Regions from separate parts of the Homo sapiens genome. Here all the other regions are linked to region 3. The links are chromatin loops, found by intact Hi-C in ENCODE. Cell type or tissue: endothelial cell of umbilical vein. All regions are shown on one strand.

Region 1 (8,000 bases), 75 kb after region 3:
GCCCATGGAGGGCAAGCTGAAGCAGGGTGGGGAGCCATCTCACCTGGGAAGCACAACGGGTCAGGGAATTTTCTGCCCCACCCAAAGGAAGCCATGAGGCACTGAGCCTGAGGAACTCTGGTACAGACACTGTGCTTGTCCCATGGTTTTTGCAACCCGCAAACCAGGAGATTCCCTCCGGTGCCTACCCCACCAGGGCCCTGGGTTTCAAGCACAAAACTGGGCAGCCATTTGGGCAGACACCAAACTAGCTGCCGGAGTTCTTTTTTTCCATACCCCAGTGGTGCCTGGAATGCCAGCGAGACAGAGCCATTCACTCCCCTGGAAAGGGGTGCTGAAGCCAGGGAGCCAAGTGATCGAGCTTGGTGGGTCCCACCCCCACAGAGCCCAGCAAACTAAGATCCACTAGCTTGAAATTCTCACTGCCAGCACAGCAGCAGTCTGAGATCAACCTGAGACACGAGCTTGGTGGGGGGAGGGGCGTCCACCATTGCTGAGGCTTGAGTAGGTGGTTTTACACTCACAGTATAAAGAAAGCCACTGGGAAGTTCAAACTGGGCGGAGCCCACTGCAGCTCAGCAAGGCTGCTGTGGCCAGACGTCCCTTCTCTGGGCAGGGCATCTCTGAAAAAAAAGGTAGCAGCCCCAGTCAGGGACTTACAGATAAAACCCCCATCTCCCTGGGTCAGAGCACCTGGGAAAACAGGCAGCTGTGGGCACAGCTTCAGCAGACTTAAACGTCTCTGCCTGACAGCTCTGAAGAAAGCAGTGGACCTCCCAGCATAGCATTCAAGCTCTGCTAAGGGACAGACTGCCTCCTCAAGTGGGTCCCCGACCCCCATGTATCCTGACTGGGAGACACCTCCCAGTAGGGGCCAACAGACACCTCATACTGGAGAGTTCTGGCTGGCATCTAGGAGGTGCCCCTCTGGGACGAAGCTTCCAGAGGAAAGACCAGGCAGCAATCTTTGCTGTTCTGCAGCATCCTCTGGTGATACCCAGGGAAACAGGGTTGGGAGTGGACCTCCAGCAAACTCCAACAGACTGGTAGCAAAGGGGCCTGACTGTCAGAAGGAAAACTAACAAACAGGAATAGCACATCCACTCAAAGACCCCATCCAAAGGTCACCAACATCAAAGACCAAAGGTAGATAAATCCACAAAGATGGGGAGAAACAAGAACAAGAAGGTCAAAAATTCCAAAAACCAGAATGCCTCTTCTCCTCCAAAGGATCACAACTCCTCGCCAGCAAGGGAACAAAACTGGATGGAGAATGAGTTTGATGAATTGACAGAAGAAGGCTTCAGAAGGTGGGTAATAACAAACTCCTCCAAGTTAAAGGAGCATGTTCTAACCCAATGCAAGGAAGCTAAGAACCTTGAAAAAAGGTTAGATGAATTACTAACTAGAATAACCAGTGTAGAAAAGAACATAGATGACCTGATGGAGCTGAAAAACACAGCATGAGAACTTTGTGAGGCATACACAAGTTTCAATAGCTGAATCAATCAAGCAGAAGAAAGGATATCAGTGATTGAAGATCGACTTAATGAAATAAAGCTTGAAGACAAGATTAGAGAAAAAGGAAAAAAAGGAATGAACAAAGCCTCCAAGAAATACAGGACTATGTGAAAACCAAATCTGTGTTTGATTGGTGTCCTGAAAGTGATGAGGAGAATGGAACCAAGTTGGAAAACACTCTTCAGGATTATTATCCAGGAGAACTTCCCCAACCTAGCAAGACAGGCCAACATTCAAATTCAGGAAATACAGAGAACACCACAAAGATACTCCTTGAGAAGAGCAACTCCAAGACACATAATTCTCAGATTCACCAAGGTTGAAATGAAGGAAAAAATTTTAAGGGCAGCCAGAGAGAAAGGTCGGGTTATCCACAAAGGGAAGCCCATCAGACTAACAGCAGATCTCTCTGCAGAAACTCTACAAGTCGGAAGAGAGTGGGGTCCAATATTCAACATTCTTAAAGAAAAGAATTTTCAACCCAGAATTTCATATCCAGCCAAACTAAGCTTCATAAGCGAAGGAGAAACACAATCCTTTACAGACAAGCAAATGCTGAGAGATTTTGTCACCACCAGGCCTGCCTTACAAGAGCTCCTGAAGGAAGCACTAAACGTGGAAAGGAGCAACTGGTACCAGCCACTGCAAAAACATACTAGATTGTAAAGAACATTGGCACAATGAAGAAACTGCATCAACTAATGGGCAAAACAACTAGCTAGCCTCATATTGACAGGATCAAATTCACACACAACAATTTTAACCTTAAACGTAAATGGGCTAAATGCGCCAATTAAAAGACACAGACTGGCAAATTGGATAAAGAGTCAAGACCCATTAGTGTGCTGTATTCAGGAGACCCATCTCATGTGCAAAGATACACATAGGCTCAAAATAAAGGGATGGAGGAATATTTACCAAGCAAATGGAAAGCAAAAAAAAGCACAAGTTGCAATCCTAATCTCTGATAAAACAGACTTTAAACCAACAAAGATCAAAAGAGACAAAGAAGGGCATTACATAATGGTAAAGGGATCAATGCAGCAAGAAGAGGTAACTATCCTAAATATATATGCACCCAATACAGAAGCACCCAGATTCATAAAGCAAGTTCTTAGAGACCTACAAAGAGACTTAGACTCCCACACAATAGTAATGGGAGACTTTAACACCCTACTGTCAATATTAGGCAGGTTAACGAGACAGAAAATTAACAAGGATATTCAGGACTAGAACTCAACTCTGGACCAAGCGGACCTATTAGACATCTATAGAACTCTCCACCCCAAATCAACAGAATATACATTCTGCTCAGCACCTCATTGCACTTATTCTAAAACTGATGACATAATTGGAAGTAAAACACTCCTCAGCAAATGTAAAAGAACAGAAATCACAACAAACTGTCTCTCAGACCACAGTGCAATCAAATTAGAACTCAGGATTAAGAAACTCACTCAAAACCACTCAACTACATGGAAACTGAACAACCTGCTCCTGAATGGCTACTGGGTAAATAACAAAATGAAAGCAGAAATAAAGATGTTCTTTGAAACCAATGAGAACAAAGACACAACATACCAGAATCTCTGGGACACATTTAAAGCAGTGTGTAGAGGGAAATTTATAGCATTAAATGCCTACAAAAGAAAGCAGAAAAGATCTAAAATTGACACCCTAACATCAAAGTTAAAAGAACTAGAGAAGCAACAGCTAACAAATTCAAAATCTAGCAGAAGACAAGAAATAACTAAGATCACAGCAGAACTGAAGGAGAGAGAGACACAAAAAACCCTTCAAAAAAATCAATGAATCCAGGAGCTGGTTTTTTGAAGAGATCAACAAATAGATAGACCACTAGCCAGACCATGCATTCAGACCATACCAACAGCTTTATAAGTTCTCTGGTACAATCTTGCCTGGTATGCATGCCCTTGAGTAATCCCTTTCACACTGAATGGGGCTGACTCATATAAGCAACAGGATATTGAGGATATGATGGTGTGTGCATTTCAAAGTTAGGTCATAAAAGTCATTGCACCTTCCAACTTGCTGTCTCTCAGATCACTCGCTCTGAAGGAAGCCAGCTGCCATGTCATGAGTCATGTAAGCAGCCCTGTGGAGAGTATTACTGTAAGTGAGCAAAATTCCTCACCTGTTATTTAAAGTAGATAAATCAAATTGCTTAAAGTAGATAAATCAAGAAATAGTAGTATAAACATATTATTTTGGAATAGTAGATATAACCACCTGTAATCCCAGCACTTTGAGAAGCTGAGGTGAGCAGATTGCTTGAGGTCAGGAGTTTGAGACCGGCCTGGGCAACATGACAAAACCCTGTCTCTCCAAAAAAAAAAAAATTAGATGGGTGTGGGTGCATGCACCTGTAATCCTAGCTATTTGGGAGACTGAGGTGGGCGGATCACTTGAGCCCACCAAGTCGAGGCTGCAGTGTGCTGAGATCACACCACTGCACTGCAGCCTGCATGACAGAGCAAGACCCTGTCTCAAAAAAAAAAAAAAGAATAGTACACATAACTAACACATGAATTTAAAACAAAATGGTGAAAAAATAATAAAATAATAATTTATTTAATTGATATAATCAATAAAAATTCCATTTGATATTAATAGTAATGGCAGCTCTACAGGTGAGACTATCAGAGATATCGTGGGACAAAATAGAAGGTAAAGGAAGGAAACTAACTATATTAAGCACCTATTTTGTGAGTAAAATGAGGTTCTGAGAGAAAGGGTAACCCAGCCAGCAGATTGCAGAGCCAGTGTATACATCCATATTTATCTGACTGTAAGGTCAAAGTCTTTTCCACTGTATCAAGTAATTGACCAAGAGACACTAGCTCTCAGAGCAGCAGAATGTTGCCACATTTTTATTGACAAAGAATTAATAACATAAATTATGTTTATATTGCAAAGTTTATTTAGGGAAATTTGATACTCCTTTTTACATTTTACATAAATTTATTGAGTTATAACACTGCCTGATGCCAGGTAAAGCAAATACACATCTGGGTTCAGAGACTCACGTGTGCAACAAATTTAACTTTCTGGATATTTTAAAAACTCAGCTTAATTTCCCTAGGTGCCTCATTAGCCTGATGGCAGAAATTAAATCTCAGGCAATTCTGGGTTCTCCCACAAGTACACTTTTCTTCAGAGTTGTGCTGAAGTTCTGAGGAGGATGGGAAGGGACTAGGAAATGGCCAGTCCTTTGCCCATCTATCCTCTGGCATTCTCCCACCCTGTCCCAGGTTGTCAGTCCACACAGGTGGCTGGTGCATCACTCCTCATTCTTCTCAGTGAGGTCCTTGAAGCTTGGGCAGCTCTCCCTGCTACTTCTTTACCTCTCTCAGGCACTCTATACCTCATTACTCTATTTCTGCACCTCTGAGCTGCAGAAAACTCCTTGATGCTCTTGAAAATCCCACCTGCCTAGAAACTTTATGTAGCCTCTTCTCCTCTGTGGTATTGCCATTGCCTGAAGGCCCTTTCCAGAAAGCAAATCACAAGTTTTTTCTGTTCTCAGACCCACAACTCTATGTGTGGTTCTATCATTTCCCCTTTCAGACTTGGCCAGGAATTAGGAAAGGCAAAGCACTATGCCCCTTTCTGGAGCCCCATTAGCTCTGAACTGTCCTTTCTTCTCTTTCAAGTCTCCTCTTTCTCCCTAGTGTGCAGAATCTGAGGAAGTAAAAAGGCATGTTCTGACCCATCAGCTTTTTTCCACTCCATGAGTCTTAAACTTCAGAAAAGCTTTACTCTTCCTTCTGCATCATTTCTTTCCCAGTCTACCTACCCAAATTGAGAGGAATAAGAAATACTCATAAAAAATCATGGTTTTCCACACAGTGGCTTATCAAAACAAAATCATGGTTAACATTTCAATCTATATGATGTCACCATATAAGTACTTGTGCCAGATGCTGGAAATACAAAGAAAAATGTGATTAAATTCCTGCTGTCAGGATGTGTCCAGGGTCACATTGTTAGTAGGCGGATACAAAGAAAAAAACAGAAGTGATGATACAGTATTTAGTGCAATATCAGAACTATTTATAGACAAGAGAAGTATGATTGGGTGGAGGGAAGGGGGAAGTACTTAGAAAAGTTTTCCAATGGAAAACTCAACCTGCTTTTGGCCAAGGTCGGGAAAACATTTCAAGTAGGAAGAACAGCATATGCAAAGGCGTGGGAGCCCAAGAGAATGTGATAACTTTCATAACACATGCAGGTTTGTTACATGGGTGAATTGTATGGTGCTAAGGTTTGGGGTATGACTGAACCCAGCACCCAGGTAGTGAGCATAGTACCTGATAGGTAGTTTTTCCACCCTCTCCCCCACTCCCTACCTCCCCTATCTTGTAGTCCCCAGTGTCTATTTTTTCCATCTTTTTGTCCATGTGTACCCAATATTTAGCTTCTACATATAAGCGAGATCATGCGATATTTGGTTTTCTGTTTCTGCTTTAATTCACTTAGGATAATGCCCTTCAGTTGCATACATGTTGCTGCAGAAAACTATGATTTCATTCTTTTTAATGGCTGCATAGCATTCTTTGTTATATAGGTACCATATTTTCTTTATCCAATCCACTGTCAGTGGGCACCTAGGTTGACTCCATGTCCTTGCTATTGTGAGTAGTGCTGCAATGAACATGCAAGCACATGTCTTTTTGGTAAAACAGTTTATTTTCTCTTGGATATATACCCAGTAATGGGATTGCTGGGTTGAATGGTAGTTCTGTTATAAGTTCTTTGAGAAATCTTTAAAAAACTTTCCACAGTGACTGAACTAATTTACATTCTTACCAACAGTGTGTAAGTGTTCCATTTTCTCTGCAGCCTCACCAGCATCTGTTGTTTTTTGGCTTTTTAATATAGCCTTTCTGACTGGTATGAGATAGTATCTCTTTGTGGTTTTGATCTGAATTTCTCTGATAATTAGTGATATTGAGCATTTTTTCATGTTTGTTGGCTGCTTGAAAGTCTTCTTTGGAGAAGTGACTGTTCATGTCTTTTGCCCATTTTTTAATTGGGTTATTTATTTTTTGCTTGTTGAATTAAGTTTCTTATAGAATCTGGATATTAGATCTTTGTTGGCTGCACAGTTTGTGAATAGTTTCTCCCATTCTGTAGGTTGTCTGTTTAGTCTGTTGATAGTTTCTTTTGCTGTGCAGAAGCTCTTTAGTTTAATTAGATCCCACCTGTCAATTTTTGTTTTTGTTGCAATTGCTTTTGAGGACTTAGTAATAAATTCATTCCCAAGGCTGATGTCCAGAATGATGTTTCCTAGGTTTTCTTCTAGAATTGTTACAGTTTGAGCTCTTATATTTAAATATTTAATCCATCTTGAGTTAATTTTGTACATGGTAAAAGGTAGGAGTCCAGTTTCATTTTTCTGCATATAGCTAGCCAGTTATCCCAGCACCCTTTATTGAATAGAGAGTCTCTTCCCCCATTGCTTATTTTTGTCAACTTTGTTGAAGATCAGATGGATGTAGGGGTGTGGCTTTACTTATGGTTCTCTATTCTGTTCCATTGGTCTATGTGTCTGTTTTTGTACTGTACCATGCTGTTTTGCTTACTGTAGCTTTATAGTATATTTTGAAGTCAGGTAATGTGGTGCTGACAGCTTTGTTCCTTTTGCTTAGGATTGCTTTGGCTATTTGGGCCCTTTTTGCTTCCATATGAATTTTAGAATAGCTTTTTCTAGTTCTGTGAGAAATGACATTGACCAGAATAGCATTGAACCTATAGATTACTTTGGGTTCTATGGTCATTTTAATGATATTTATTCTTCCAATCCATGAGTGTGGAACGTTTTGCCATTTGTTTGTGCCATCAGTGATTTTTTTGAGCAGTGTTTTGTAGTTCTCCTTGTAGAGACCTTTCACCTCCTTGGTTAGATGTATTCCTAGGTATTTTATTTTTTGTGTGGCTATTGTAAATGGGATTGTGTTCTGATTTGGCTCTCAGCTTGAACATTATAGGTATATAGAAATGCAACCGATTTTTGTACATTGATTTTGTGTCCTGAAACATTACTGAAGTCATTTATCAGTTCCATTAGCCTTTTGGCAGAGTCTGTAGGGTTTTCTAGATGGAGAATAACATCATCTGAGGAAAGATAATTTGACTTCTTTTCCTGTTTGGATGTCTATTTATTTCCCTTGCCTAATTGATCTGTCTAGGATTTCCCAGATTTTTTTTTTTCTCCTCCGAGACGGAGTCATGCTCTGTCACCCAGGCTGGAGTGCAGTGGCATGATCTCAGCTCACTGCAACCTCTGCCTCCCGGGTTCAAGAAATTCTCCTGCCTCAGCCTCCCGAATAGCTGGGATTACAGACACCCTCCACCACGCCCGACTAATTTATGTATTTTTAGTAGAGACGGGGTTTCACCATGTTAGCTAGGCTTGTCTCAAACTCCTGACCTCGAGATCTGCCTGCCTCAGCCTC
Region 2 (8,000 bases), 130 kb after region 3:
GAGTCTCGCTGTGTCTCCCAGGTTGGAGTGCAGTGGCGCGATCTCGGCTCACTGCAAGCTCCGCCTCCCAGGTTCATGCCATTCTCCTGCCTCAGCCTCCCAAGTAGCTGGGACTACAGGCGCCCGCCAACACGCCCGGCTAATTTTTTGTATTTTTAGTAGAAACGGGGTTTCACCGTGTTAGCCAAGATGGTCTCGATCTCCTGACCTCGTGATCCGCCCGTCTCGGCCTCCCAAAGTGCTAGGATTACAGGCGTGAGCCACCGCGCCCGGCCAGTAACTAGAATTTCTATACATCTCCAGAATGCATGCATGTTGAAACTCATTGTGCAACCCTTGCTGACATTAAGGCACCAAAATATCTGTAAATGTAATCATTTATTGTGCAAATTTCCCTTCAGCTCCTGCATTAAGGTCCATAAATACCCTAAGGAAAAATCCACTGGCGTTTTCACTCCTCTAGTGTGCCACTGCCATCTTCTGTAGCATTCTTTCTTTCTAATAAAACGTTCCTTTTTCTTTTTTTTTTTTTTTGTGAGACGGAGTCTCACTCTCCCAGCCTGGAGTGCAATGGCATGGTCTTGGTTTACTGCAACCTCCGCCTACAGGGTTCAAGTGATTCTCCTGCCTCAGTCTCCCAAGCAGCTGGGATTACAGGTGCATGCCAACACGCCCAGCTAATTTTTGTATTTTTGTAGAGATGGGGATTTACTATGTTGGCCAGGCCAGTCTTGAACTCCTGACCTCAGGTGATCCACCCACCTCAGCCTCCCAAAGTGCTGGGATTACAGGCATGAGCCACCGTACCCGGCCCAAAACTTTCCTTTTTCAAACCTATACTATAGTCGGTAGATTCTTCTTACCAACCTGCAAGTCCATCACTGCCCAATGCTGATGCCAGGGCTCTGACACCACACCCAGCAGTTTTCTAGCAGTGGAATCTGTTATACTAACTCTTTGAATGAGTAACTGAAACAGATTCTGAAACTGAAACTGCCTCTGCAAGGATTATGACAGTGGGAGAAATGGCTGTCATGACTGCCTCCATGACTGCTTCTAATCATGCCTCCAGGCCTCCATGACTGCCTCCATGACTGACTCCATCTTGCTTCTAAGCCTCACAGGCTGACTGTCCTCACTCATGCCTGGGTGTGGCCAAACTAACCATGGGAGGAATTCAATTTATAGTTTAACTTGCAGGCAAGAATGATAATAATCCTTACCTAACACTAACCCCCTCCTTCCTTGCTCAGGGACTAAAAATGAATGATAGGCCATGAGATTAGGATTATGGGAGGAGCCTGAATTCTGCTAAGGATGTAAACATAGTTTCTATAACCACTTACTGCTCAGGAGTCATGTTGCCAGAGGTCACAATATTTGTGATTTCCCCAACTGCCCCATAACCATACAATATAGGCCGGACAATATAGGTGGTGGCTCACGCCTGTAATCCCAACACTTTGGGAGGCTGAGGTGGGAGGATCATGAGGTCAAGAGATCGAGACCATCCTGGCCAACATGGTGAAACCCCGTCTCTACTAAAAATACAAAAATTAGCTGGGTGTGATGGTGTGTGCCTATCGTCCCAGCTACTCTGGAGGCTGAGGCAGGGGAATCGCTTGAACCCAAGAGGCAGAGGTTGCAGTGAGCGGAGATCTTGCCACTGCACTCCAGCCTGGCAACAGAGTGAGACTCTGTCTCAAAAGAAAAAAAAAGGCCAGGCGCAGTGGCTCACGCCTGTAATCCCAGCACTTTGGGAGGCCAAGGCAGGCAAATCACCTGAGGTTGGGAGTTCCACACTAGCCTGACCAACATGGAGAAACCCCATCTCTACTAAAAATACAAAATTAGCCGGGTGTGGTGGCACATGCTTGTAATCCCAGCTACTCGGAAGGCTGAGGCAGGGGAATCGCTTGAACCCGGGAGGTGGAGGTTGCAGTGAGCTGAGATCGCATGACTGCACTCCAGCCTGGGCAACAAGAGTGAAACTCCATCTGAAAAAAAAAAAAATTACAATGTAATAGTGATGCTAGGACCTAAGATTGGTCTTTTAAGATGTTTTCCAGACTTTTGTATTCTATCTCATGACTCAACTGATCCTGCAGCCCTGACCCAGAGGTAGATTCAGCACACAAGGATTGTTTTCTGCATTCCTATGATTTTATCCCCAACCAGTCAGCAGCACCCACTCCTTAGCCCCTGCTCACCAAATTATCTACAAAAACCCTAGCCTCTGAGTTCTCAGGGAGGCTGATTTCAGTAATAATTCTGTTTTCCACATGCCTAGCCAAGTTTTAATTAAACTCTTTCTTTACTGCAACGCCATGGTCTCTGTGAATTGGTTTTGTCTGTATAGTAGGCAGGAGAAACCTGTTGGGCAATTACAAAACTTTTTCTGGAGTTTCACGGTAAAAAAAAAAAAAAAAAAAAAAAGGCCCTTTCAAAATCCATTAATGGTAGGAAAAGTAGAGTCTATGTATGTGAGAGATCCTATAAAGAGTTATCAAACTGAACTTGGGTTCGCTCACCCAGCACAGTAAAGTCAAACATCCACACCAAGTTTTTTGCAGTGGGAGAAAGGAGGGCATTTATTTGCAGGGCACCCAACAAGGAGAATCAGGCAGCTCACACTTAAGACCCAACCTCCCCAGTGGCTTACAGTTAATGGTTTTTTAAGGCAAGGAAACAGCGGTTATGGGCAAAAATCATAAATTGGGCCAGGTGCTGTGGCTCACACTTGTAATCCCAGCACTTTGGAATGCCGAGGCAGGTAGATCACCTGAGGTCAGGAGTTCAAGACCACCCTGGCCAACGTGAAAAAACCCCATCTCTACTAAAAGTACAAAAATTAGCCAGGTGTGGTGGCAGGCGCCTGTAATCCCCAGCTATTTGGAAGGCTGAGGCAGGAGAATCACTTGAACCAGGGAGGCAGAGGTTGCAGTGAGCCAAGATTGTGCCACTGCACTCCAGCCTGGGTGACAGAGTGAGACTCTGTCTCAAAAAAAAAAATCATAAATCAATACATGGAGGCCATACAGGACATCTCAAATCGGGGCTCACAGGCCACAGGTGAATTCAAAGATTTTTCTGATTTGCAATTGGTTAAGGAGGGAAAACTTTGTAAAAAATTTAGGATCAGCAGAAAAGAATGTTAGCTCTGGTTTATGGGCATGCTCCCTCCACACCCTTCAGGAAGAAATTTATAACAAAGAATGGTGGCCAGCATTCATTCCTCAGTTTCCCCCTTATCTGAGGTCTGCGTGCCAGAGGAGCCATTTGATGGAGGTCTGGGTTTCTGAAAAACAACTCAGGGATATATGTTAAGATGTTATCTTCAGTTTCTAAAGGAAACCAAACATCCTGTGACTTCAACTTCCTTGGCTATTGTTTTAAGCTACCATTCCCTTCTTGCTTATCAAGTTGTTCATTTACTTCTCAAGGCTAGCTAGGTGCCTGGAATTTCCCTTGAAGGAATTCAAGATTTTTCTTTATTTCCATGCTTTGTGGGGAAGGTCATCCCTGGCAGGCCCCCAAGAGGGGTCTTTGCTCCATCTCAGAGTCTATGTGTGACTGGAACTCTCATACATTGCTAGTGGGAGTGCAAAATGATATAATCACTTTAGAAAATACTCTAACCTTCTCTTATAAAGTTTAACATATACTTACCATACAAACCATCAAATCCCTTTTTAGATGTGTACCCAAAGAAAATGAAAATAGAGATCTACTCAAAGACTTGTATGCAGCTTTATTAATGATAGCCAAAAACTAGAAACAGCCCACATGTCCATCAACTAGTGAATAGATAAGCGTATGGTGGAAGACCCATACTATGGAATGCTCCTCAGCCATAAAAAGGAACAAATTAACATATAATCTAGGTAAACTGACACCCATTTTACTTGGGAGGAATATGGCCTTCTAGTGAGAATGAGTAATGAAGGTGTGATATTGAAGAGTTGGCCCAGCTGTCCTCATGCACTGCTGTCCACTCTATCATTCATAGCCTTCTTCAGCCTCAGTTCCTGTTTTTTTAAAATAAGAACAACGTTCATCTCAACACATAAAACTGGCAAAATAGTAATAACTATGTTGTAGAGAATTCAGAAAACTGATGCTCTCCAACAGCTAGTGTGATCCTCAGGAGCGCAGTCTAGGAATGGGAAAAAAAAGCCTTAAAATGTGCAGACCTCCTGACCCAGCCATTTCACTTTTAGGCAATTTCCCTAAGACTATAATCACTTATGATGAAAATATTGGTCCTAGTGACATTGACAAAGTTACTCATTTTATCTGATGTATATTTGTTTCAGAAAAATAATGCCAATATTATTAGTAATAATAAAACTATGACCTACATAAACAAAAAAACTTTGTGTTATCTCACTTAAACCTCAAAACAGCCTGATGTGATACTTACAGATTTCACAGGTGAGGAAAATGTTGTGCCTAATGACACATATCTGGTAAGTATATCCTTAGTCATCAGGATGCAAACCTTGACTGTCTGAGACAATCCTCACTGTTAGCCACTGTCTTACACAGCCAGATATACAAGGCCTGGGCAATTGTACCCACTGTTAGAAATTCAGATAACTATGTTTTAGAGACTGCTAGTAATGACTATATCAAACAAATCAATACATTGAACATTAATTCTTTTTTTTTTTTTTGAGATGGAGTCTCGCTCTGTCGCCCAGGCTAGAGTGCAGTGGTGCGATCTTGGCTCACTGCAAGCTCCGCCTCCCGGGTTCACGCCATTCTCCTGCCTCAGCCTCCCAAGTAGCTGGGACTACAGGTGCCCGCCACCACGCCCGGCTAATTTTTTGTATTTTAGCAGAGACGGGGTTTCACCGTGTTAGCCAGGATAGTCTTGATCTCCTGACCTCGTGATCCGCCCGCCTCAGCCTCCCAAAGTGCTGGGATTACAGCCGTGAGCCACCGTGCCTGGCCGAACATTAATTCTTGAATTTGCTCATTGCTGTTCCCTATTTACAGATATGAGCCAAAGTGTAACTTTATAACAGACAAGTGTCACCTAACTCTTGTGAGTTTGATCCCAGGTTATCAATCTCCTACCCCTTCTAGTTTACTAGACAAAATATAAAGAACAGTTGGTCTGTCAAGGAGTTCTGGAAGTTTATTAACAAATTAACAGGGCAATAGAAGTTATTAGATTAGATTAGAGCTGAGGAATGATGGCAGGGTGTTCCCCTGCCCTACAAAGACCATTTTGACTTCCAACCTGGGGACAGAGTCCTGGTTATGACTTTAAAGGAACCTAAACGCCGGGCGTGGTGGCTGACGCCTGTAATCCCAGCACTTTGGGAGGCTGAGGGGGGTGAATCACTTGAGGTCAGGAGTTAGAGACCAGCCTGGCCAACACGGTGAAACCTCATCTCTACTAAAAATACAAAAATTAGCCGGGCGTGGTGGCGGGCACCTGTAATCCAGCTACTTGGCGGGCAGACACAGGAGAATCGCTTGAATCCGGGAGGCGGAGGCTGCAGTAAGCTGAGATCACACCACTGCATTCCAGCCTGGGCTACAGAGTGAGACTCTGTCAAAAAAAGAAAGAAAGAAAGGAGAAAGAGATAAAGAGAGAGAAAGAAAGAAAGAGACAAAGAAAGAAAGAGAGAGAGAGAGAAAGGAAGGAAGGAAGGAAGGAAGGAAGGAAGGAAGGAAGGAAGGAAGGAAGGAAGGAAGGAAGGAAGGGAAAGAAACAAAGAAAGGAAAGAAAGAAAGAAAGAAAGAAAGAAAGAAAGAAAGAAAGAGAGAGAGAGAGAGAAAGAAAGAAGGAGAAAGGAAGGAAGGAAGGAAGAAAGAAAGAAAGAAAAAAAGAAAAGAAAAAGAAAAAAAGAGAATAAAGGTCCTAAAAAGTCTAGCCTGACCACAGGTCATCTGGAAAGGCCAAGTTGATTCCACAGCCATTCTAAAATGTGCATTCTCTCCTTGATGGATCTGAAAACCTACTTTCCATCCCCACTCCAACCAACCCAGCCTTTCTATGGCAAGCGCATGCTCTGGGGCATGAGCACTGGTGAGAATCATTGCCCCTATAAAACTAAGACTAGAGTTGAGTTCTGTCCATCCCCAACTAGAAGGGAGATTATTTATCCCTTTCCATTATTTTCTCCCCTCTGTCTACTCCTTTCCCCTATTCTCACTAAACACTAACTCATCTTGCAAATATTAGTCACTTTAAGTCATAAAACAACCCATCACACTGGAATATCTTGAGGTGTCAAACTCTCAGTGTGTATCAATTCCTGAAAAGTGTTGGGTTCTAACTAAAGAGTCAGGGAAGGCCTGGTGCAGTGGCTCATGCCTGTAATCCTAACACTTTGGGAGGCAGAGGCTGGCAGACGGCCTGAGCTTGGATGTTCAAGACCAGCCTGGACAACATGGTGAAACCCCGTCTCCATTTAAAAGAAAAAAAAAGAGCTAGGGGGATATCAGAATGGCTCTTCCTCTTCCCTCTTCCCTGCCCTTCCTGCCTATCCCATGAAGGAGGCAGAATGCCCACCAAAGAGGCAGCCACAGGGAGGCAGAGAACCAAAGAAGATGCTGGCAAAGGAGGTGTCACCAGAGATGGGACTGAGAAGCTGAGAGGGTCAAGAAAAATGGAGTGACCTTCTCCCACATGGAATGGAAGAAAGCTAGAAAAAAATTGAGATATTGGATTGGAATTGGAGATACTGGTGTGAATTTATATTTGCTAGATGATGATTAGATAGATATAGATAATCAATGTGTGCATGTGAACCCTAGTTCCAATGAGCCTACTAAGCACCCAGATCTTGGTTTCTAAATACCATCCTCCACTAAAAGGAGCCAGGAATCCTTGGAGAAATGACAGATTCCAGTGCTGGGGTATAAGTTGAGTTTGGAATACTCTATAATAGCAGAAAATAAGGAAGTATTCAAAGAATGATGGAGATATATCCAAAGGAAATGGGACTCAGCTTTGAGAGGGTTTTCACTGACCAAAACTGGGACAATCTGAGCATTGTAATAAATGATGATAACAGATCCTAATCTATTGACTAACATAAGAATCCATGAGTTCACATTGACATGAATAAATGAATGAATGAATGAATGAATGATTAAGGAAGAAGGAAAAGTTTTTCTTTTTCTTTTCTTTTCTTTTCTTTTTTTTTTTGAGACGGAGTTTCACTCTTGTTACCCAGGCTGGAGTGCAATGGCGCAATCTCGGCTCACCGCAACCTTTGCCTCCCAGGTTCAAGTGATTCTCCTGCCTCAGCCTCCCAAGTAGCTGGGATTACAGGCATACACCACCATGCCCAGCTAATTTTGTATTTTCAGTAGAGATGGGGTTTCTCCATGTTGGTCAGGCTGGTCTCGATCTCCCAACCTCAGGTGATCCACCCGCCTTGACCTCCCAAAGTGCTGGGATTACAGGCGTGAGCCACCACACCCAGCCAGCTTAGTATTATTTTGGGGGCCACTCCTGCCAAAAATTCATGACCTGAGTATGGACAAGAGAAAGCATCAGACAAACCCCAACTGAGAGTACTTAGAGAATGAAATAGAATATACTGTTTAAACTGTAAAGGTCATGAAAGACAAGGAAACATTAAGAAACAATTCTAGATGGAAGAAGACTAAAAAGACACAACAAGTAATGCAATGTGATACTGGATCACATTCTAGACTACAAAGAGAGAATGGAACAGTTGGCAAAATTTGAACAGGGTCTGTTAATTGTGTAGTAGCGTTATATCAATGTTGACTTCCTGAATTGGGATAGTTGTATCATACAGGAAAAATGTCCTTGTTCAGGGGAAATTCACTGTAGTATTTAAGGGTTGGATCATCGTGTTTGCAACTTGTTCTTCAATGGTTTGGAAAAAGAATCATCATATACGTTAGAGAGAGAGAGAAATATGGCAAAATGTTAACAACTGGGAAATCTGAGTAGAGAACATGGAAGTTTTGTGTTTGAAATCCTGGATTGTGATTACGTGGGGGGT
Region 3 (8,000 bases):
GTCTAGCAGCCAGGCACCTGCTGCTACTCCAGCCCCCATGTAGTTTCTACCCCAAAACCAGAGCCATGGGCAGTAGAGTGAATAGTAGAGGCTGCCATGAAGCTTCCCCACCACACCTCCTCCCCTTTTTTCTTACCCCTCTCCGCCATGTGCCAATGAGTGTGCTTAATGAGGCTGGGTGCCAACCATGGGCCCAGGTTTACTGGACCTTTGGATTAAATGAGCAGATCAGTGGTGGGGCTAACACAGAAGGAAAGACACAGTGAATGTTTATCAAGTAAGTAGAATGGGAAAGCATTGGCTGTCAAAGGAAAATACCAAGATCCAAGCGAGAAAGGTGGAGCATTATCTCTGATAAGAGCTCGTGGGTGGCAGGCAAGCAAGTCTAAGGGGAAAAGAAATAGCGTGAAGGCTTCCCAGCACCAGGAATAAAAGGCCATCCCACCCCTGCGGGTTCTCTCTCCACAGGAGATTAAGGGTGCCTCCCACCATGTCTATGCTGACCAGCCACACATCTTCAATGCTGTGGTGGAGGAGATCTGCGACTCAGTTGATTGAGCTGCTCTCTGAAGAGGAAGAGGAGAAAGCCAGAGAGTCACTCTTACCTCCCTGTCTGCTTACTCACCCACTCTGTCCTTTCCTCACCAACTAACATGTGCCAGCCAGGCAGAGTCTTGTGCTGTTCCCAGAACAGGACGACAGTGAAAAGAACACTCTTGACCCTACACTGAAGGCTGAAGGCAGAAGCCACAAGAGGCCTTGAGTGCCACCCCCAGGGAAGAACATAAAGGGTTGCACAATGCCACCCATCCACTCCTTGCCAAGTGTTACCCAGATGGTGGAGGATGTGAAGGGATTGCACCAAGCCACATTCACTCTCTCTGTGGCCTTTCTTCCTCTGGGCAAAGAAGGGCTTCCAGTGGCCTTTCCTCACTCTGTAGTGTTTGTGGGGATAGGTTCCATGCAAGAACACCTTCCTCCTCCATCCCCCACTTCACCCCATCCCATACCAGTTCCATCCAGGGTCTGCTTAACTGCCAAGAGCAGGTCCTGGAGTTCCCTTCACCTGCAGAGTCCTTTTCATGACCTAGGAGGTCTTATTCAAAGCCCTCATTGACAGAGGAGGAAACAGGCCAAGGCAGGACATGGCTGGACCATGGTGATACAGCTCTGTGTGATTCAAGTTCTGGCAGAGCTTGTAAGGCTAGAGCCCAGGTCTGCCGACACCCTGTGCTTGTTGCACACTTGATTTGCTAAGGCTGGAGACAGGCACCATTGCCATGGGGCTGGTCCTAGTCACTGGCCGAGGATAAGCCCGTCCCTGTCCCACATTCTAGCCCCACTATGCGGGGGTGCTGTTGTCCTGCCTGTGTCTCATCCCCGGCTGCCTAAGCTAGGGACACTCAAGTGCTTCCTTCCTTGCCCCATCTTCCTCCCAACTGGAGGCCTCTGAGCCTCCCCTGTGCCTTGGGCCCTGAAGCCCCATATGTAGTATAGAGCAAAGGTGGCTCCTGGTGAAGAGAGGGTGGAAAGGCCCTTCAGCCCCAGGGCCATGTCTGGGTTCTCCATGCCCATCAGTCTCTGCAGTTTCTCTACCTGCCCCCAGAGCTGAGGCCATCTGCAAGCCCCTGCCCATGGCCCAATGGGGAGCCTCCAGCCACAAGTTCCCTGTCCTTATCAGCCACTGGGTGGTTCCCACTGCATGACCCTCTATCCCTGCCATCTGTCCCCATGGTTTCCAGCTCAATCCACCCCTGACCCATCTGTCAGCTTTTTCCCAGGGAGCCGTTTCAGGGGTTCTGGGCAGTAGGCTGGGCCTGGCCTCAGAACCTGGTGGCTCCTGCCTGCTCCTTCACTTTTGTAAAACCATCCCCTTCACCAGAATGGTATTAACTCCTGGTGCTTTGTACTACTGGTCCAGCTGCCCTGGGCTCCTTTTCTATATTAATAAAGAAACGAGTAAAAATTACCGGTGGGGATGATGTTTAAAATTGCTCTGATCACTGGTGGTGCTGAATTCGCAACAGCCTGTGTGATGCCTGAGAGAAGGGAGTCCTGAGGGTTGCCTGCCTACCCACGACTCCTTCTCCTTTTAGTGTGGCGTTTGCCCGCTAGACCCAGCCCAGAGTCCAGGTCAGCACAGGCCCTCTCAGCCAACCACTCATGACAAATGAGGAGTCGAGATCCACAGTGTGGATGGGGCAAGCCCCAGTTCACAGTAGAGAGGTGGAACTTAGTACTTCCTGCTGCCCATTAGACACCCTTTCTTCCTAAGTTCAAGGGAAGCCCACACATGTACTGCTCCCTGCATCCTGCTCTAACTTCCTCTCATCCTCTGGATCTCAGCTCAAATATTCCTTATGCAGAGATGCCTTCCCCTGATTCCCTAAACTAGACTCGGACCCCTCTGTTCTGCATCTCTGTGGCATATCATCTGCCCCTTTTGTAAAACTTATAAACTTGTGGTTACTTGTTTAGCGTCTCTTTCCTCCCCAGACCATAAGCAACATAAAGACAAAGGGTACATCTAGCACATAGTTCGTGTTCAATAAATGTTTGTTTTCATCATGCCACGGGAAGTGAGATATACCAAGTATTCAAAAAAGTGTTCAAATCATTACTAACAGTGCTTGCTCTGTGCTGGCTGAGTCCAGCTGGGCCCAGAATTCCACGGTTCTAAATGGCGCATATTCCATGTGCATAGGCTGATTGAAAATGTATTAAACCTAAATTTTAAAAAAAAAGCACATGATACTACACATGTCATGATGAATGAATAGACAGAACTCCTCCTGAATATAATTACAAAGTTCTGATCCATCTCAGGACCCTGTGTCTTCTCTGAGGATTTTTATAGGGAGGAGAAGGCAGGTATATAGAGCTTACTACATGCCAACCACTAGGGCTGCAATAGTGAAGAAACAGAGAGTGTCTGCCTTTGTGAGAAATTCCAGTTCACTCAAAGAGATGCACCTAGTCAAAATATTATGTAAATCAATGTAAAATTGCTAAAGTGCTACCCGTGAGAATTGAGAAAACCTCCTGCAGAAGTGATGGCAGCTGTGCCTGAAGGCAGGACCAGGGAAAGGGGAAGGACTGTCTGGAGAGAGGGGCGACTGCAAAGGCAGGTGGCTGGGAGAGAAGTCTGGTGAGATCAGTAGGGACCAGCTCAGCAGATCCTCTGGCCACATGAAGAATGTTGTGTTCATTCTAAAAAGCAATGGAAGGAAATGAATGGGGGTCAGGGTGGGGTAGGGAGTGTGACAAAATCAGCCTGAGATTGAAAGAGCCATTCTGGCTGCTCTGTGGAGTTCAGATGAGAGGGGGATGAGAACTTTGAGGCTGCTGCAGTGGTCCAGGCCAGAGCTGATGGTAGTTTGGACTTGGCTAGGGGCTAATGGACACAGAGAGGGGAAAAATGCAAAAGATGCTTAGATGGTAAAATCTAAAAGACTTAATATCAACACTGCATGACCCTACCACCCTCTTGAAGAACGGGCCAAGTGAGGCAGTGGTTACCAAACCCAGTCACATAACAAAACAACCTGGGGGTATTTTTTTTTAAATATAGATTCCTGAGCTGTATTCCCTAGAGTTTGATCTGGTTAACCTGAATGGAGTCTGACCGTGAAATCTACATTTAAACACATTCCTAGGAGATTCTGGTGCCCTGTGTCTGCAGGAACTGGTCTAAGGGACTCTGTCTCTGACATTTGACCCAGAAGGCTGGGTAGAGTAGGGCCTGTGCCCCTGAGAGTTCATTCTGCTTGCTCCAGAATCACTTTTTTTTTTTGGAGGTAGCACAACATGCTGATCTGCTTTTTCCAACTCAACACGAGGCAAACACATTCTTCAGGAGCAGACGCAAGAAGAGTCTGAGAAAGGTCACCCAGAGTCCCCTGTTTATACTACATGGTCTGCACGCATGGGCACAAGCCAGCACGCAGACACACACCCCATCTGACAGGAACATTCCTAACATTCCACTAGGTGGGACTAAGAAATTACTATGAACATTCTACCCAATCAGCACAGTTTCTGGGTGGGCACTAAGGATTTATGGTGACAGTTTGAACCATAAATCCAGGCTCCTCAAATGCCTAGCAGTTTAAAAGGAGAGATTCCACAGACAGACATTAAAAGGACTGTGACTCAACTTAAGACCCAGGTGGTACTGCAGTATTCAGCGACTAGCAGAAAATGTGCTAAATTTAACTTCCTCCTCGGTATAGACACCAAAGTATGTGTGCTAAAAATGTAGTCTGGTTTCATTGCCAAAACGGTGGTGAAATCTTGATGAGTACCTCTTTCCATTCTGATCCATGACCCTGCAGGTACAGTTCATGGCCAGATAGAAAAGACTCCTACTCTTTTTTTTTTTTTTTTTTTTTTCACTCTGTTGCCCAGGCTGGAATGCAATGGTGCAGTCTCGGCTCGCTGCAACCTCTGCCTCCCAGGTTCAAGCAATTCTCCTGCCTCAGCCTCCTGAGTAACTGGGACCACAGGCACCCGCCACCATGCCCAGCTAATTTTTGTATTTTTAGTAGAGATGGGGTTTCACCATATTGGTCAGGCTGGTCTCGAACTCCTGACCTCAGGTGGTCCACCCACCTTGGCCTCCCAAAGTGCTAGGATTACAGATGTGAGCCACCGCGCCCAGCCTAAGACTCCTACTCTTAACTGATAACAAACACAATGTCCAATGAATGGTGCACAAGATTTTTTCTCATTTTGTGACTTTTCAATTCATACAGAGTCCTCGGATGAGGTCTGGAGGGTCCTTTCTCTCAGTCTCCCTTCCTTTTCTGTCCTTCCTCAGGGTCCTGGTCTATCTGGCAGAAGCAAGAAAGCCACTTGAGATTCTGAGGGTCTGTCTCAACCCCATCCTGGTGAAATATCTCAAGATAAACATTCTCCTCTCGCTATTATAATATTGACGGTTTTTTGCTGGGCGCGGTGGCTCACGCCTGTAATCCCAACACTTTGGGAGGCCAAGGCGGGCAGGTCACTAAGTCAGGAGTTCAAGACCGGCCCAGCCAACATGGTGAAACCCCATCACTAATAAAAATACAAAAATTAGCTGGGCGTGGTGGCAGGCACCTGTAGTCCCAGCTACTCGGGAGGCTGAGGCAGGAGAATCGCTTGAACCCGGGAGGCCGAGGCTGCAGTGAGCCGAGGTCACACCACTGCACTCCAGCCTGGGCGACAGAGCGAGACTCTGTCTCAAAATAATAATAATAATAATATTGACTTTTCTTTTTTATACTTTAAGTTTTAGGGTACATGTGCACAACGTGCAGGTTTGTTACATATGTATACGTGTGCCATGTTGGTGTGCTGCACCCATTAACTTGTCATTTAACATTAGGTATATCTCCTAATGCTATCCCTCCCCCCTCCCCCCACCCCACAACAGTCCCTGGTGTGTGATGTTCCCCTTCCTGTGTCCATGTGTTCTCATTGTTCAATGCCTACCTATGACTGAGAACATGTAGTGTTTGGTTTTTTGTCCTTGTGATAGTTTGCTGAGAATGATGGTTTCCAGCTTCATCCATGTCCCTGCAAACAACATGAACTCATCATTTTTCATGGCTGCATAGTACTCCATTGTGTATATGCGCCACATTTTCTTAATCCAGTCTGTCATTGTTGGACATTTGGGTTGGTTCCAAGTCTTTGCTATTGTGATAGTGCCACAATAAACATACGTGTGCATGTGTCTTTATAGCAGCATGTTTTATAATCCTTTGGGTATATACCCAGTAATGGGATGGCTGGGTCGAATGGTATTTCTAGTTCTAGATCCCTGAGGAATCGCCACACCGACTTCCACAATGCTTGAACTAGTTTACAGTCCCACCAACACTGTAAAAGTGTTCCTATTTCTCCACATCCTCTCCAGCACCTGTTGTTTCCTGACTTTTTAATGATCGCCATTCTAACTGGTGTGAGATGGTATCTCACTGTGGTTTTGATTTGCATTTCTCTGATGGCCAGTGATGATGAGCATTTTTTCACGTGTCTTTTGGCTGCATAAATTGTCTTCTTTTCAGAAGTTCATATCCTTCACCCACTTTTTGATGGGGTTGTTTGTTTTTTTTCTTGTAAATTTGTTTGAGTTCATTGTAGATTCTGGATATTAGCCCTTTGTCAGATGAGTAGATTGCAAAAATTTTCTCCAATTCTGTAGGTTGCCTGTTCACTCTGATGATAGTTTCTTTTGCTGTGCAGAAGCTCTTTAGTTTAATTAGATCCCATTTGTCAATTTTGGCTTTTGTTGCCATTGCTTTTGGTGTTTTAGACATGAAGTCCTTGCCCAGGCCTATGTCCTGAATGGTGTTGCCTAGGTTTTCTTCTCAGGTTTTTATGGTTTTAGGTCTAACATTTAAGTCTTTAATCCATCTTGAATTAATTTTTGTATAAGGTGTAAGGAAGGGATCCGGTTTCAGCTTTCTACATACGGCTAGCCAGTTTTCCCAGCACCATTTATTAAATAGGGAATCCTTTCCCCATTTCTTGTTTTTGTCAGGTTTGTCAAAGATCAGATGGTTGTAGATATGCGGCATTATTTCTGAGGGCTCTATTCTGTTACATTGGTCTATGTCTCTATTTTGGTACCAGTACCGTGCTGTTTTGGTTACTGTAGCCTTGTAGTATAGTTTGAAGTCAGGTAGCATGATGCCTCCAGCTTTGTTCTTTTGGCTTAGGATTGACTTGACAATGAGGGCTCTTTTTTGCTTCCATATGAACTTTAAGGTAATTTTTTCCAATTCTGTGAAGAAAGTCATTGGTAGCTTGATGGGGATGGCATTGAATCTATAAATTACCTTGGGCAGTATGGCCATTTTCACGATATTGATTCTTCCTACCCATGAGCATGGAATGTTCTTACATTTGTTTGTATCCTCTTTTATTTCATTGAGCAATGGTTTATAGTTCTCCTTGAAGAAGTCCTTCACGTCCCTTGTAAGCTGGATTCCTAGGTATTTTATTCTCTTTTAAGCAATTGTGAATGGGAGTTCACTCATGATTTGGCTTTCTGTCTGTTATTGGTGTATAGGAATGCTTGTGATTTTTGCACATTGATTTTGTATCCTGAGACTTTGCTGAAGTTGCCTATCAGCTTAAGGAGATTTTGGGCTGAGACGATGGGGTTTTCTAGATATACAATCACGTAATCTGCAAACACGGACAATTTGACTTCCTCTTTTCCTAATTGAATACCCTTTATTTCCTTCTCCTGCCTGATTGCCCTGGCCAGAACTTCCAACACTATGTTGAATAGGAGTGGTGAGAGAGGGCATCCCTGTCTTGTGCCAGTTTTCAAAGGGAATGCTTCCAGTTTTTGCCCATTCATTATGATACTGGCTGTGGGTTCGTCATAGATAGCTCTTATTATTTTGAGACACGTCCCATCAATACCTAATTTATTGAGAGTTTTTAGCATGAAGTGTTGTTGAATTTTGTCAAAGGCCTTTTCTGCATCTATTGAGATAATCAAGTGGTTTTTGTCGTTGGTTCTCTTTATATGCTGGATTACATTTATTGATATGTGTATGTTGAACCAACCTTGCATCCCAGGGATGAAGCCCCCTTGATCATGGTGGATAAATTTTTTGATGTGCTGCTGGATTCGGTTTGCCAGGATTTTATTGAGGATTTTTGCATCGATGTTCATCAGGGATGTTGGTCTAAAATTCTCTTTTTTTGTTGTGTCTCTGGCAGGCTTTGGTATCAGGATGATGCTGGCCTCATAAAATGAGTTAGGGAGGATTCCCTCTTTTTCTATTGATTGGAATAGTTTCAGAAGGAATGGTACCAGCTCCTCCTTGTACCTCTGGTAGAATTCAGCTGTGAATCCATCTGGTCCTGGACTTTTTTTGGTTGGTAAGCTATTATTGCCTCAATTTCAGACCCTGTTATTGGTCTATCAGAGATTCAACTTCTTCCTGGGTTAGTCTTGGGAGGGTGTATGTGTCCAGGAATTTATCCATCTCTTC

What was found. A loop is a pair of places that touch in the nucleus more often than their neighbours do. Peaks named below come from ENCODE experiments on the same cell type or tissue, not always from the same donor. Only the 100,000 strongest peaks of a DNase experiment are listed, where the experiment ranks them.
Region 1: a loop joins it to region 3, with 9 times the contacts of the local background. A loop is called at or near these places in 1 of 110 quality-filtered maps.
Region 2: it touches region 3 in a loop (9-fold over the local background); 1 of 110 quality-filtered maps calls a loop at or near these places.

The regions. Positions count from the first base shown.
Region 1 is chr14:22,685,861-22,693,860 of GRCh38, forward strand. No RefSeq gene overlaps it. Among named protein-coding and RNA genes, the nearest start is that of OR6J1, 46 kb to the left of the region's middle. In endothelial cell of umbilical vein, no CTCF peak of the experiment used is centred here; DNase peaks (open chromatin) are centred at 3,541 and 5,531; H3K27ac peaks cover 3,732 bases.
Region 2 is chr14:22,736,239-22,744,238 of GRCh38, forward strand. The region is part of intron 1 of OXA1L-DT (OXA1L divergent transcript); the gene reads right to left. Among named protein-coding and RNA genes, the nearest start is that of OXA1L-DT, 26 kb to the right of the region's middle. RefSeq lists an enhancer at 1,020-1,189. In endothelial cell of umbilical vein, no CTCF peak of the experiment used is centred here; DNase peaks (open chromatin) are centred at 3,423 and 3,953; H3K27ac peaks cover 2,652 bases.
Region 3 is chr14:22,610,391-22,618,390 of GRCh38, forward strand. ABHD4 (abhydrolase domain containing 4, N-acyl phospholipase B) reads left to right here. Exons shown (of 7, transcript NM_022060.3): 7 at 469-2,573. The coding sequence ends at 558. Among named protein-coding and RNA genes, the nearest start is that of ABHD4, 16 kb to the left of the region's middle. In endothelial cell of umbilical vein, no CTCF peak of the experiment used is centred here; a DNase peak (open chromatin) is centred at 3,981; H3K27ac peaks cover 2,887 bases.